Linked DNA regions of Homo sapiens: region 2 is linked to region 1. A link is a loop called in an ENCODE intact Hi-C map of the cell type or tissue named here. Cell type or tissue: GM12878. All regions are shown on one strand. Links, peaks and the distances in the headings refer to the core of each region. The heading gives the core; the rest is flanking DNA. Region 1 holds the start of LOC124902635 (a long non-coding RNA gene). Region 2 has its middle 43 kb from the start of RASSF10.

Region 1 (2,909 bases), core at 316-2,815:
CCAGCTCCAAACCCTACTTGCTCTGGAGTACTGGCTACTATAGACATAGGTCAATTAATCTTGATGACACAGTTTCAGAAGCCTCAGAATGTCTTCTCCTGTTTTGAGGTCCCCTTGGGGCCTCCTGTCGGAGTGTAGGCTAGAGCTTGGGCAGTTGGCTGCAAGGCTCAACAGAAGGGAAGGGAAGCGTTCATCAGGTTTCCCTCATCCCTTGCTTGGTCTTTGCAAGAGCCTCTGCCTTCCCTGCCTAAAAGTGGTTTTGTTCTAGGTGGGAGGAGAGAGAGGGTACGAGGTGTGGAGTATAGGCAGGGCAGTTTGCCGGGAGTCTGGGCCTGTATATTCCTACAAGCAGTACCAGGTTTAAAAGATCTGAGTGGGGTCCGGGCGCGGTGGCTCACGCCTGTAATCCCAGCACTTTGGGAGGCCGAGGCGGGCGGATCACGAGGTCAGGAGATCGAGACCATCCCGGCTAAAACGGTGAAACCCCATCTCTACTAAAAATACAAAAAATTAGCCGGGCGTAGTGGCGGGCGCCTGTAGTCCCAGCTACTTGGGAGGCTGAGGCAGGAGAATGGCGTGAACCCGGGAGGCGGAGCTTGCAGTGAGCCGAGATCCCGCCACTGCACTCCAGCCTGGGCGACAGAGCGAGACTCCGTCTCAAAAAAAAAAAAAAAAAAAAAAAGATCTGAGTGGGTTCTTCGAGGAACCAGCCAGAATTGGGCAGCTTCTGGTCCACACTGCAGCTGCCTCGACCCAACTTATCCATACTCTAACCCTCAGCTGACGCATTCTCTAAAGGGTACCCAGAAGGTAGGGAGGAAGAAGCAGATGGGGAGTGTCTGGGGAGCTGCCTGAGGATCCCAGATGCCAGGCACTCACCAAGTGGGGGACTGAGCTCCTTAAATGATGCCACCCCTTTGGGCCATAAATCCACTCACTGATCAAACAGGGCCCACCTTGGGGACATTCAGAAGCCCTTCTCTGTTTTCTTTCCCACCCTCATCACCTCCCCCAGAGTCACCTCAGTCTTCTGCTCCCCCTCTATTGTGCCTGGCCCCAGCTCTGTTTCAGGAAGGCATAGATTGTATCTACAGTTCCTGGGACCTCTAAGAAGAGGCTCTGGTCTTTCATAGTCTTCAGAATATGACATCCTAAAAACAAACCTTTCTCTTGCTAATATCAACTACTTCCTAGCTCAACTTGGATGACTTGTCTTGCCGACAAAGCCTGTTTGTTTAAGCAGCCACAAAAAAACCCAGGAAGAGGTGAGAAGAAAACTGTCCTGCCACAGCAGCATAGCAGAGAAGAAACCATCTGAGTCCAGCTGCACTCTAGGGTGAAGGGGAGAACCTTGCCAGAGGGTCAGGGTGCACACTCTCGCTGAACTTTCCTGGAAGGGGACACAAAGAGTTAAAGAAATGCATTTAAATGAGCACTGTAGCTTGAAACCAAAGCTCCCAGGCCTCTTTCAGAACCTGGAGCCAGGGAAGTGTCTATTGTCAACAAATGCCACCACCGGACCAATAGCAAGCCAGAGTGTGGCTCTGAGAGAGGGGCCTCTGGGTGTCACCAGGCAACAGGCACAAAGGAACCTGGATCAACTGCCCAGCAGATGATGACACTGCTCCACAGCTCCACCCACTGTCCCCCAGCAGCTTCTGCTCCAGCACAGCCAGGTGGGAGAACAACACGCTCCAGATACTCCCAAGATCAAATGACCATCAGTCTTGGGCTGTGGGGGGAAAGCAGGTGGTACAGAAAAGGCTTTATTTGGAAACTTTATTACAGTTTTTTGAAAAGGCTGGGCAGACGGCAAAGGTGAAGATTTGTAAGTAAAAAAGGAAGTGTTGCTGCAAACTAAAGCAAGACGCATATGTCTTTCTTCTGTTCATGTTCTTATAAGTCAAGAGATGGGCACAACCTGGTGGCTTTCCCTAGATGCTGAGTGAGAAGCTCTGGGCAAATTTTCTAAATTACACTGAAGGAGACTGTAAAGTGAAACCTAAGGATGCTTGTTTCTCATTGCCACAAAGTACACTCCCTTCAGGTCACAGAGCCAGAGGAGGGTAAGCAATCACCCATGCAAAGCCTTCTTATCTCAAACTAATGAAAAGTTGAAGAAATCCTTTCATTCCATCAGGCAGTTTTTCACTGAACCTTTACAGCAACGGCAGGGCCTGGGCTAGGTTCTGGGGCTGCAGAGATGAATTGCTCCCTTTCCCCTCAGGAGGTCTGGCCATTCCCAAATGTTCACTGTCTTATCCACCCTATAAGCCAAAGACTCTCAAGTTTATATTCCCAGCCCATTCCATACCCTCCTTTTCCAAAACACCAACCCAATGTATCAAATACTTTTCTATATATCTTCTCATGGGTTTCCACAGGCTCGCCAAGCTCAACATGCCCCAAGCTCAAGGATTCATCTCTCTATCGGCAAACCTGTTCTACTGCATGAGCTTTCCTCTGTGGGGGTCTTAGGGAATAACAGTACCTTTCCCCATTTTGTGGGTTGAATTGAAAGCTAAGAGAGAGGCCTGAAACAGATCCTTCCTTAGTGCCTTCAGAAGGTGCATGACTCTGCTGACACCTTGATTTTAAACTTCTGGCCTCCAGAACTGTGAAACAATAAATGACTGTTGTTCTAAGCCACGAGTGTGGTGTACTTTGTTATGACAGCCCTTGGAAACTAACACACTCCCATTAAACATTGTTCAAGAAAGGAGCCTGAGAGCTTCCACCCAGTCTTCCCCTCCATTGCCACCTCTATCCTTCACCTGCAGCCATAACCAATAAGCCACCAAACCCATCCATTTTACCTGCAGGATACCACTGCCAGTACCCATTTATCTTCATTCCCGCTGTACCCCTATGGAGCAGACCACCATCCCTTCTCATCAGTCTTTCCTAAC
Region 2 (2,909 bases), core at 96-2,595, 63 kb before region 1:
TTTTTGATTCACCTTGTGTACTGCAAATCCCCCTATGTTTGTTGACTTCTAGTCTTGATGCCAGAAATGCTTAGCAATGAAGAAAGGACTTTGAGCTGTGAAACTGAAGAGGAGAATCTCCCAATCTGGATAAGAGATTGTTAATGAGATTGAATGTTCAGGAACATGATAAATTCCTTTCATGGGGCCTGATAAATTTCTCTCTTCTTTTCCCACTCATGTTAATGTATCAGTTGAGGGCTAGGCACAGAAGTCAAGCAGATGGGGCTCAACATATCTTTAGAGGGAGTACAGGGTACATGTTATGTTGCACTACCCAAGTCCCCTTTAGGAAATGAGGGAATCATTCTCCCAGCCGCAGGGAGTACTCCCAGAAGATCACCCTCAGCTGACAGCCGTCTCTGGGCTGGGGATTGTTTTGGCTGAAGAAAACTGTCTCATCCAGGGTCACACCTTCCAGAGGCAGCCTACATCCAGTGAGTCATTCAACTTGGAGGTATAAAGGTCCAGCCCACTCTCTCCAATTTGGGACATGTCTGTGGAGTTTCTGAGGCCTTTGCTGGGACTGCATTGCTTTGTTGGACTCTCCCTCTGACCAGTCTGCTTTCTTCTTCTCTCTTCCACAGGTATTAATCCCTAGAGAACTCTCTTACAAATTTCCTAAACGCTAATGTCAGAATTTGCCTTCCAAAGGATCCAGCCTAAGATGTGTCCAGTTCAGGAAAGTGTCCTGAAACATTACATTCAGCTGAGTTGTGGGCACTGAGAGAGAGAAACGCAAACAGAGAGTACTTATGATTCCAGGGATCAACTTAAGTGAAGACCCAGACGACTTAAAGACTCAACACCAAAACTTTGAAAACCTTGCCTGTCTCATCTGGGGCCTGACACAGTCTTTGTTGAATGAATTAATAATGATAGGTGAGCTTTTTCTATTTATTTCAGATTGCAGGTTGCATTTGTTTATTTGTTTACAACAAAAGTGCATGAACAAATCATACCAAGCAGGAATAATAATAGCTATCATTTATTGAGCTCTTACTTTGTGCCAAGCACTTTGTGTATACTGTCTTATTTATTTCTCATAATGATCCTGTGAGGCAGATACTATTGTTATTCTAATTTTATAGATAAGAAAACTGAGGTTTAACTAAGTTAAGATGCTTGCTACAGTCAAAGAGCCAGTGAAACTCTTGGCCACACATACTAGACTCCCTGGGGACAAAGAACCTCAAAGGAGCACCGCTGAGAGCTGCTGGAGCCCAGAGGGGGTTGCGCCCTCTCTGCCAGATGTCCATGGATGCCTGGCCCTTTGGATGGTTCTGCCTCATGCAGCTTGAGGCTAGGAGAGCTGAGACCAGGCTACGGTTTGGCTTCTGCCTCTTTATTTCGGGGAATGGCATGAAGATCAAAGTGCTCAGCTGCTGGTGAGAGAGCCATAGTTCCAAAGCTGTAGATAGTTGCCTCTGCTCAAATGAAGGGAAACTTGATAGACGAGTTTTTCCTGCCTTTGGCAAAGAAGGTGCCAGCACAAGGGTAATATTTAAAGATCACACAGGGATTTTTTTTTTTCCAGGAGATTGTGTATTGAAAAAGGGTGTGGGGTTGGCGAGGTGTAAGGGGAGGCCTTTAACAAAAAAAGAAGCTTGTACATAGGTTCCTTTGCTGGTGGGATTTTGTGCACAGAAGATGCAACATGCCTCTTGTTTTTTTCTGCTCATCAACTCAATCATCTGTTCCACCCATGTCTATTGGGTGCCTACTACATGTCAGGCACAGTTCAAGACACTGGGATGTAGCATTCTAGATTGTAGCTTTCATGGAGCTCATATGCTACTGCGGGGAGGATAGGCCTGCCTGTGCAGAGAGCTGGGTTGCAATCTTGTAGTATTTTCTCATGACAATATCGAGTGCTCAGAATTGCTAGCACTAAGCACATGGGTAAGCGCACAAGTGTAACAATGGGTTTCATCTACGTAAGCAGAGGGAATTACAGAACTAAGCAGGAAAGTCCATGGAGTGCACAAATGGGTGATTGTAAATCCCCTTGATGCATCTGGCAGGACACTTAACAGTGGGGTGCAGGAACGATTTAGAGTAAAACCTTATGAATAACGGGGATGGGGGAGCCAAGGCAGCCAGCCTAGAAGTTGTCCTATTCCCATCAGCAGTTAAAGAGGGCTATAAAGGCCATCTCTTTCAGCATGATGAAGAGCAGAGGTTTTCTAACCTTACTAGCTAGGTTTACTAGCAGCAGGCACTGGACCAAGTGGATTTTCACTGGAGGAGAAATACAGCCTACACATTACATTTGTTGTGCAATTAGAAACAAGAACAGTAAAGGTCAGAGTTAGGAAGATGAAGACTTTGCAGGAGGAAGGACCGAGAGAGCTCACTGACTATTACTGCTTCAGACCTGATACAATGACAGGATGTGCCCTGTGAAGGATCCTGGTGGCACGTGACCCAGCACAGCATGCAGGAGATCCATGGATGAATCACAAGGATAACTGAAGAAGAGATTGCAGAACAGATTCAGGGAAGAGAATGTCAAAGGCCTTTTGTCTTGTCCTAGTGGAAAGGGGCAGGTAGTGAACCCCAGGCCCATGTGGTTGTTTTCATTGTGTACTATTTTTTCCCTACAATAAGTATATTTATGCTTCACAGTTTGAAACATGTGTATGGGTCATCATATATTGTGGACTCTTTATTTTTAAACAAGTCTTTTTGCTGACATGCCTATAAGTATTGACCAGGAGGGGACGTGAGTGGGCATATCCCCTCTCCATGGAAGTTGCCTGGTGCCCACCATGGGCAGACTAGCTGAGCTACCACTTAGAGGGCGGGTCTGACCAAGAGTTAGGAATCCACCATCGTGGTTCGCTCTTTGAATTTCCTCCTGTGTTTTC

Evidence for each region. Peaks named below come from ENCODE experiments on the same cell type or tissue, not always from the same donor. Only the 100,000 strongest peaks of a DNase experiment are listed, where the experiment ranks them.
Region 2: it touches region 1 in a loop (1.9-fold over the local background); 2 of 110 quality-filtered maps call a loop at or near these places.

What each region holds. Positions count from the first base shown.
Region 1 is chr11:13,113,455-13,116,363 of GRCh38, forward strand. LOC124902635 (a long non-coding RNA gene) reads left to right here and starts at 1,621. Exons shown (of 2, transcript XR_007062599.1): 1 at 1,621-2,066; 2 at 2,385-2,645. In GM12878, for the core only: a CTCF peak has its summit at 1,634; no DNase peak of the experiment used is centred there.
Region 2 is chr11:13,050,992-13,053,900 of GRCh38, forward strand. No RefSeq gene overlaps it. Among named protein-coding and RNA genes, the nearest start is that of RASSF10, 43 kb to the left of the region's middle. In GM12878, for the core only: no CTCF peak of the experiment used is centred there; no DNase peak of the experiment used is centred there.